2 separate regions of the Homo sapiens genome follow, and region 2 is linked to region 1. The links are chromatin loops, found by intact Hi-C in ENCODE. Cell type or tissue: PC-3. All regions are shown on one strand. Each heading gives the region's core, and the rest is flanking DNA. Links, peaks and the distances in the headings are about the cores only. Region 1 overlaps ROBO1 (roundabout guidance receptor 1). Region 2 overlaps ROBO1 (roundabout guidance receptor 1).

Region 1 (4,405 bases), core at 130-4,129:
ATGGACACCAAAAGCGAGCAGGAGTAGCTATTCTTATATCAGACAAAACAAACTTTAAAGCAACAGTGGTTAAAAGAGACAAAGAGGGACATTATATAATGGTAAAAGGCCTTGTCCAACAGGAAAATATCACAATCCTAAACATGTATGCACCTAACACTGGAGCTCCCAAATTTATAAAACAATTACTAATAGACCTAAGAAATGAGATGGAGAGCAACACAATAATAGTGGTGGACTTCAATACTCCACTGACAGCACTAGACAGGCTATCAAGACAGAAAGTCAACAAAGAAACAATGGATGTAAACTATACCCTGGAACAAATGTACTTGACAGATATGTACAGAACATCTCATCCAACAACTGCAGAATACGCATTCAACAGCCCATGGAACATTCTCCAAGACAGACCATATGATAGGCTATAAAACGAGCCTCAATAAATTGGAAATCATCATTCTCAGTAAACTATCGCAAGAACAAAAAACCAAACACCGCATATTCTCACTCATAGGTGGGAATTGAACAATGAGATCACATGGACACAGGAAGGGGAATATCACACTCTGGGGACTGTGGTGGGGTGGGGGGAGGGGGGAGGGATAGCATTGGGAGATATACCTAATGCTAGATGACGAGTTAGTGGGTGCAGCGCACCAGCGCACCAGCATGGCACATGTATACATATGTAACTAACCTGCACAATGTGCACATGTACCCTAAAACTTAAAGTATAATAATAAAAAAAAAAAAGAACATACTGCCACATTGCCTTCAACAATATATATGTACATGTCTATGTATATTGATTTTAACATACCAGACACACAATCACAAGCAGGCAAGTACATATAGAAATAGAAAAACATCAAACCATGCTAATAATGATTATATATTATAGGAGGGAAAATTGTCATGAATGTATTTTTTTTCTTTTTCTGTCTCTACTATTCATGATTTTACAACCCATCTATAATGAGCAGGAACATATATTTTTTTAAAGTTTATAATTCCTCACTTTATTTTCTTATTGTAAGTACATAAAGTATTAAAATTTTTCAAAGTAAAAAAAAAAATTTAAGAAAATTGAAATTATATCAAGCAGTCTCTCAGACCACAGTGGAATAAAACTGAAAATCGACTCCACCCCACCCCCCAAAAAAAATTCACAACCAGGCAAATGCATGGAAATTAAATAACCTGCTCCTGAATGAGCATTTGGTCAAAAACGAAATCAAGATGGAAATTTTAAAACTCTTCAAACTGAATGATGATAATGATACAACCTATCAAAACCTCTGGGATACAGCAAAGGCAGTGCTAAGAGGAAAGTTCATAGCCCTAAATGCCTACATCAAAAAGTCTGAAAGAGCACCAACACACAATCTAAGGTCACACCTCAAGGAACTAGAGAAACAAGAACAAACCAAACCCAAACCCAGCAGAAGAAAGGAAATAACCAAGATTATAGCAGAACTAAATAAAATTGAAACAAAAAAATACAAAAGATAAATGAAACCAAAAGCTAGTTCTTTTAAAACATCAATAAAATCGATAGACCATTAGCAATATTAACCAAGAAAAAAAAGAAAGAAAATCCAAATAACCTCACTAAGAAACAAAACAGGAGATACTATAACTGACACCACTGAAATACAAAAGATCATTTGAGGTTACTATGAACACCTTTCCACACATAAACTAGAAAACCTAGAAGAGATGGATAAATTCTTGGGAAAATACAACCCTTCTAGCTTAAATCAGGAAAAATTAGATACCCTGAACAGACCAACAACAAGGAGTGAGATTGAAATGGTAATTAAAAAATTACCAACAGGCTGGGCACAGTGGCTCATGCCTGTAATCCCAGCATTTTGGGAGGCCAAAGCAGGTGAGTCGCTTGAGGCCAGGAGTTCGAGACCAGCCTGGTCAACATGGTGAAACCTCGTCTCTACCAAAAGTACAAAAATTATCCAGGTGTGGTAGTGAGTGCCTGTAATCCCAGCTACTCAGGAGGTTGAGGCAGGAGAATCGCTTGACCCCAGGAGGTGGAGGTTGCAGTGAGCCAAAATCATGCCACTGCACTCCAGCCTGGGTGAGACCCTGCCTCAAAAAATAAAATAAAATAAATTACCGACAAAAAAAAAAAGTCCAGGACCAGACGGATTCACAGCAGAATTCTACCAGACATTTAAAGAAGAATTGGTACCAATCCTTTTGACACTATTCCACAAGACAGAAAAAGAAGGAACCCTCCCTAATTCATTCTATGAAGCCAGCATCACGCTAATACCAAAACCAGGAAAGGATATTACCAAAAAAGGAAACTATAGACCTATATCATTGATGAACACAGATGCTAAAATCCTTAACAAAATTGTAGCTAACTGAATCCAACAACATGTCCGACAGATAATCCACCATGATCAAGTGGGTTTCATACCAGGGAAGCAGGGATGGCTTAACATATGCAAGCCAGTCAATGCGATACACCATATAAACAGAATTAACAATAAAAATCAAATGATCATCTCAATAGATGCAGAAAAAGCATCTGACAAAATCCAGCTTTCCTTTATGATTAAAACTCTCAGCAAGATTGGCATACAAGGGACATACCTTAATGTAATAAAAGCCATCTATGACGAACCCACAGCCAACATAATACTGAATGAAGAGAAGCTGAAAGTATTCGCTATGAGAACGGGAACAAGACAAGGATGCCCACTCTCACCATTCCTCTTCAACATAGTACTGGAAGTCCTAGCCAGAGCAATCAGTCAAGAGAAAGAAATAAAGGGCATCCAAATCAGTAAAGAGAAAGTCAAATTGTCACTGTTTGCTGAGGATATGATTGTTTACCTAAAAAAACCGTAAAGTCTCCTCCAGAAAGCTCCTAGAACTGATAAAAGAATTCAGCAAAATTTCCGGATACAAGATTAATGTACACAAATCAGTAGGTCTTCTATACACCAACAGCGACCAAGCTTTATGTGAGTACAAATGTACTGGGGGTTGGGGTTGGGGTACTAAAGCAAAGCAGTATTTTTAAAATGTCAGGGGAAGCCATTTTTATATTCTTCTAGGAAGAATTGCTTCTGTTAATTTCATGGCTGCCTGTCAATCTGAGGCAGATGCTCTGTTCCCTGCTATATAAATAATAGACCTACTGCTACCTGCCTTTTTCCTTTGTTCAAGATCATTTTGAAAGGATCATTTTTAAACAAAATTATTTCAACTGGGAAGTTGCAAGGAGGAGGTTAGGAAAATTTATTCAGGCCGGCATTTTAATCAAAGAGGTATTTGTTGGAAATGTGGTCAAAAGTATACTTGGCCAAGTCATACAAATAGTAACTTTTTTCCCTTTGAGCTCTAGCCCAAGGCTGCAGAAATGAGTTATGAATGTAAATAAATACAAATCAATAGGAGTTCTGTTTTTATTATTTCACTGGGAATTTCTGTACAATTTGAGAGCAACTTGCTGAAAGTTCAGCAGATGATTAAGTTTAACCTTGATCCTGAGCCAGCAAGATTGGCTTACTATCTATCAGCAAGGGATGTAAATTTACTCGGACACATTTTAATTGGCATTTATGCAACATGTACACACAGATGCTGAATTCATTGAGAAATCCTGAGTGCCATCTGTTTAACTAGCTTTGTCCTCTATTAAAGTGCACGATAAAATGAGACTGGATCCCTTTGCCTTGCTCATATATTTATCTTACAGTACACAGCATTTTGAATGACCACTTTATTAGTATGCTAGCCTGTTAGATATTAGTGCTCACCATAATAATCTAAAAATATACTTTATTTTGTTTCCCTCTTTGTGGGCAGTGTATCTCCTACTCTTTCGCTTAGTAAAAGCACTATCTTCATGAAGTGTCTTTTTTTCAAGTTTTAAAGATAATATTGTTTTACTTTAATGTAATTTCTTAATCAACTGAGGTTGCTATATATGTTGAATTAAAATATTTTATTGAAGGCAAGTTTATATTTAATAATAAATTTTATGTTTCTATATTTTTTTAAAAAATATTTAAAATAATCATTTCATCCTTTTATGAAGCTTGACTTACAAATGAATGAATCTTTGAAGATTAGGATGTTCTGTCTTGTAAATATAATCAAAACTTTAGGGTGGACCCAGTTCCAAATAAAAGAGTCACCTGCCTTCCCTGCAAGACTTAGATTAAACAACAATATTCAGTCATGATCTGCATATAGAAACTTCGAGAGAAGGCCTAAAATTATCATATGAAAATTGATGGTGACGTGCTCCTCTTAACTTTGCAATACCTTACTTTTTAAAAATTCAGCAACAACAATAAAACCAAAGGTCTAAAATATACATTTGAAAAAAAAGTCTAAAATGTGTATTGATTCATTGATGAGTTGC
Region 2 (4,405 bases), core at 285-4,284, 210 kb before region 1:
GATTTTTAAATATAATTATAACATTAATTTAATTGAATATATGTGTTTGGAACATATGGTGTCCCTCGGCAAATGTTTTCTTAAATTATATGCTTGTACATGTATTAAAGTGTAGGAAATTATTGTTTTACTTGTAACATGCTCAAGGTGCGTTTTAATAAATATAAGGAATACCCTGAGGCAGGGAACAGGAAGATCAAAAGCTTTTTCTATTTTAGAAAGCAGTTTTATTACTGTTGATTATTAATTTAAGGATTTATTTTTGGCGGGTAAAATGACTAGGAAGGGTGTGAGCCCAAGTAGATCTCGTGTGTGTGTGTGTGTGTTTGTGTGTGTATTCATTTTCTTTCCTTCTGCCCGCATCCTGTCTTCTCTCACTTCCCCCTCCCACCTTTTTGTTTCTTATGCCAGGGGGCTTTCATAGACCCCCTTAAAACAGCAGAGCTCCCTCTGCACTCTGGGGACAGATTTCAATGAACATAGTGTTGTTTTAACTCTTTGGTTAGTAAAGGGGGTTGAAAGCTAAAGAAGTAAAACAGTGTCAGGAAAAACAGTCATCAATTTATAGTATCCTAAGTTTCCCCAAATCTCTGAGATTCTTAATATAAATGTGAGAGATCTTACTTAGTGATACTTTGTCAGAATTTTATCTACATTGCTGAGGAGACAGAAATCTTTTAACAGTTTCCTTAAAGGGACTGTAAATTTCAACAATTATTCAGTCCATTGCTTTCAGCACCTTTTGTTGCCTTATTAGTGTATGGAACAGCAGGGTTGTAACGGCAGGAAGAGCCTGTGCATTTTAATTAGCTCCAAAGACAGTGTGAGATAAAAGCCCGGATTTTTTCCTCATTTTTATTTCACGTTGGCTGATTAAGGATGCTATTGTAGGCTGAGCTGGCTTGACCTAATCTCAGTGACCACTCATTTATGGAAGGGGAATGGCACAAACTTGCTCTAGTTTTCTGAATGGGATTAGGAAAGCACTAATTAGCAAACCCTGAAAGCCATGAGGCATGGACAGGAACACAGCACCCGTCCATAAGAAACAAATGCAGTCTGGGGAAACATTCACCAATTGAACCAATTCATACTTGCATATATTAGGCACTTGGTGATGTGTTTTCCGTTTTTAATTACTTAACCATGAATAAGAGCCTGATGTTCCTCAAGCTGTACTTGATAATTAAATAAATACTTCTGCCCTGAAGGGAGATGTCAGAACTTGAAGAGTACTAATGTTGATAAGGAGGTTTGTAAATAGTTGGAGAATAGATTTCTAGCTGTATCTGACCTCAGCTGGGAGGGAGATGGTGGGAATACAGTCTACAGAACTTTAAAATTAACTCATTCAGTTTAAGTAAAGTCAGATTTTCATTATTGAGAGCGAAGATCTATTTTAGGATCATCTGGCCCTTTACTTCTTTTTTATATACTGTACTTCCTTTTAATCGTGCAGAATATTATGGAAAAAGTACAAGGCTCTGCACCAGCAGAACTAGACCTGGATGTGAATTGAATCCCTGTGCTGCTAACTAGTATGGGACATTAGGGAAAGTCCTTCACCTCTTTGAGTCTCGGTTTCTCTACCTTCAAGATGAGGATAATATTACCTACTTTATAATGTCACTGTGAAGCTTAGGGATAATATGGGCAATACTGTGTGTGGTGCCTGGCGTTCAATAAGGACTCCCAAAGTGCCTGTCGCCATTAGTATTATTAATACCAGTGTTGTCATTTCTCAGCATTTCAAACAAATGTAAAGCAGCAGTCTATGGAAGAAGTAAAAACTGAAGACACCTAGTCTAGAAACTTGGTCCAAGGAGGACAGGGTTATTTGGTTGAAAGGAGATTGCAAGTTACACATGGATTTCCCTCTTCATTTCTCCATCCCCCCACTACCTTGGTTAATTGAATTGGCCACTAGATGGAAGCATATATGTTTACTGGTTTTTTTAATCTGTGAACCAATAGGTCATTTATAATGTGTAAATCTGAAATCAAAATATCATCTACAGTCAATTCAATCTGATAATTTTTGAAATCTTTAACTAACTAGACTGAGACTCTTCTGTATTTGAAAAAAGAGCAAAAATAACTAAGATTCTGGAGCTGCATATTGCAGATTTGAATACATGCAGTTTATGGTTAATGTGTTGGTAATGTTTAAAAATAATTAGCAGGACATTTTGTCTTGCCAGTTTAGATGGCACTATTATAATTATTTTTAAATTCATTTATATACATTAAAACAGCTTACTATATAGATATTAAAAACATTAATAGACTGTTAAGTAGTTTTTCTCAGCCTACAGAGACTGGTGAGAGTTTCAGTAAGGTCCTAAGTGATCCTAATTACCAGTGTGAGCAGTAGTGCATACCTCAGTGAGTAGGAGTAAGGAACCTCCAAATGTGTGACACTAACATTGTGGTATATATTTCTAGGTGGATCAGGAGATTTTATTTTCTCATGGTTAGTTTCCTTTATACTTTCCATTATTTCTTTTCAGTGTAGCTTACGGAATAATCTTTTTTTTTAAAATATATATTATATATATATTGACTGCTTGAATCAAGATCCTTTGCTAATTGCTACAGTTAGAATATGAAAATGTAAAAATTTCTGTTCCTGTTCTTAAGGAGGTTACATTGCTGTTTGAGAGAAGAAAATAAATATTCTATTCAATTTAAGTAATTATTCCAGAGAACAAAGGAAAATGATTTAAAACATTTCAGGAAGAAATCATTTCAAGCCAGAAAAAGTTATTTTAATTAATCATATATCTTGAAGAAGAGAGTAAAAAGGAGAGTAATGGGAAAGAAAAGGAAATTCTAGGATGAGGGAAGTGTGTGAGTAAAAAGCAAAGCATGTGGGAATCTCAGTGAGTAATCTGATTTTTCTAAATTAGAGGAAAACTGTGGGAATTGAGGTTTAAAAAGATAGACTGAGATGAGGTTGTGGATGATTTTAACTGACAAGGTAAGTGGTTTGGGATTTAATCTGTAGAAAATTGGAAATATTCTGCTTAAATGGCCATAGTTATTTTACAAGAGAAAGAAGTGTTTTTTGTTTGTTTGTTCTTGTTTTTGTTTTTGTTTTACCAATTTTGAGTTTTGTTTTAAAGTTCTAGTTGAATCCCCTTTTCAAATAGCATGAAGAAATTTAAAGAAAATGGCACTTGGTGTTACACAAAGTTCTGATTTTATCATTGAAATGTAAGGAGGTAATACGTAGGTTTGCTATAATTTGTGCAGTTTACATGGCAACCATATATAGTGGTCTTTAAAGACGTTTTGGAGAAAATTAATATATTGTTTTTGCTCTCTTATGCATAGGGTTATCTCATGTGCTTTAATTGCTGGACTCATTATTAGTGTTCTCACAATGAAGGAATACACCCTTGGTTATATTAAGTGAAGAAAGACTTCAAAAAGGAATAGCTGTATATATAGTATATAGGTTCAGTTAGTTACTGATGAAAATACAGAATCAGCATAGGATTGAGATAGAACTAAAATTGGGCAAATGCTGCTGTAGAGAGACAGAAAAGGGCCAAGAGTTTGTTGACAATTAGTGAGGGGTTTGTGGGGTACCATAAAGGTAAGAATTGGCTTGTTATGTGCCTTAAGCCAGAAGCTCTGTCCGAAAATATAGGCTGCATGTAAATCTGGGCAGACAGAAGGCTGGAATCCTGAGGGATCTCCAGTCTCATAGGTTCCTGATAAGCGCAAAGACTCACCGGCACAGTGGAGACAGCCTCAGGTCAGGCTCAAGAAGTGGGTGGGCACTAACAGTACTAATGAAACTACATGATTTAGGGCTACTTTATCCTTTTCCTCTATTCTTCAGGTAACTGCTCCTGTCTGAACTTTGGGATGCAGGATGACCCTGAGTCTCAGTTGCATAGTATAGGATGAAGATCCATTTTTTTCTTGCCACTGTTATTTCTCAGTACTGTGCCTTAATTCTTTGCTCTTGATTTTGAGACTGCGCTTTCTGGAGCAGTTCTAACATGTGTATTGCACTGAGTCTGTTTTGCTTAGCACTTATTCGATGCCATAGCCTATTAATAGAATGAAGAACCAATTCTGATTAAACTTAGGATTTAGAAAACACAAAAACAAGAACACAATTAACAAAAGAACAAAATTAGGCTGACTTTTACGTTATGCTGTATATTTTAAGTATTTGTTGAGTAAAGGTCTTTATGCTGCCTTAAACCAAGTAAAGCATTTTCAGGATCAAAGTTGAATGTTAGGAAATAATGGTCTGCAATATCACATGAATATAGAAACATAATTATGTTCACCACTTAAGAGTTGGTACTTTTTTCTTCCTTTTTGTATTTGTTGCAGAATACCTTGGGCTATGGAAGAGGTGGACGAATTAATTTCAGTGCTTATG

What was found. Peaks named below come from ENCODE experiments on the same cell type or tissue, not always from the same donor. Only the 100,000 strongest peaks of a DNase experiment are listed, where the experiment ranks them.
Region 2: it touches region 1 in a loop (2.8-fold over the local background); 2 of 110 quality-filtered maps call a loop at or near these places.

What each region holds. Positions count from the first base shown.
Region 1 is chr3:78,765,000-78,769,404 of GRCh38, reverse strand. The region is part of intron 4 of ROBO1 (roundabout guidance receptor 1); the gene reads left to right. Among named protein-coding and RNA genes, the nearest start is that of LINC02077, 720 kb to the right of the region's middle. In PC-3, for the core only: no CTCF peak of the experiment used is centred there; no DNase peak of the experiment used is centred there; H3K4me3 peaks cover 1,052 bases; H3K27ac peaks cover 1,012 bases.
Region 2 is chr3:78,975,746-78,980,150 of GRCh38, reverse strand. The region is part of intron 3 of ROBO1 (roundabout guidance receptor 1); the gene reads left to right. Among named protein-coding and RNA genes, the nearest start is that of MIR3923, 530 kb to the left of the region's middle. In PC-3, for the core only: CTCF peaks have their summits at 1,713 and 1,913 (motif pointing right); no DNase peak of the experiment used is centred there.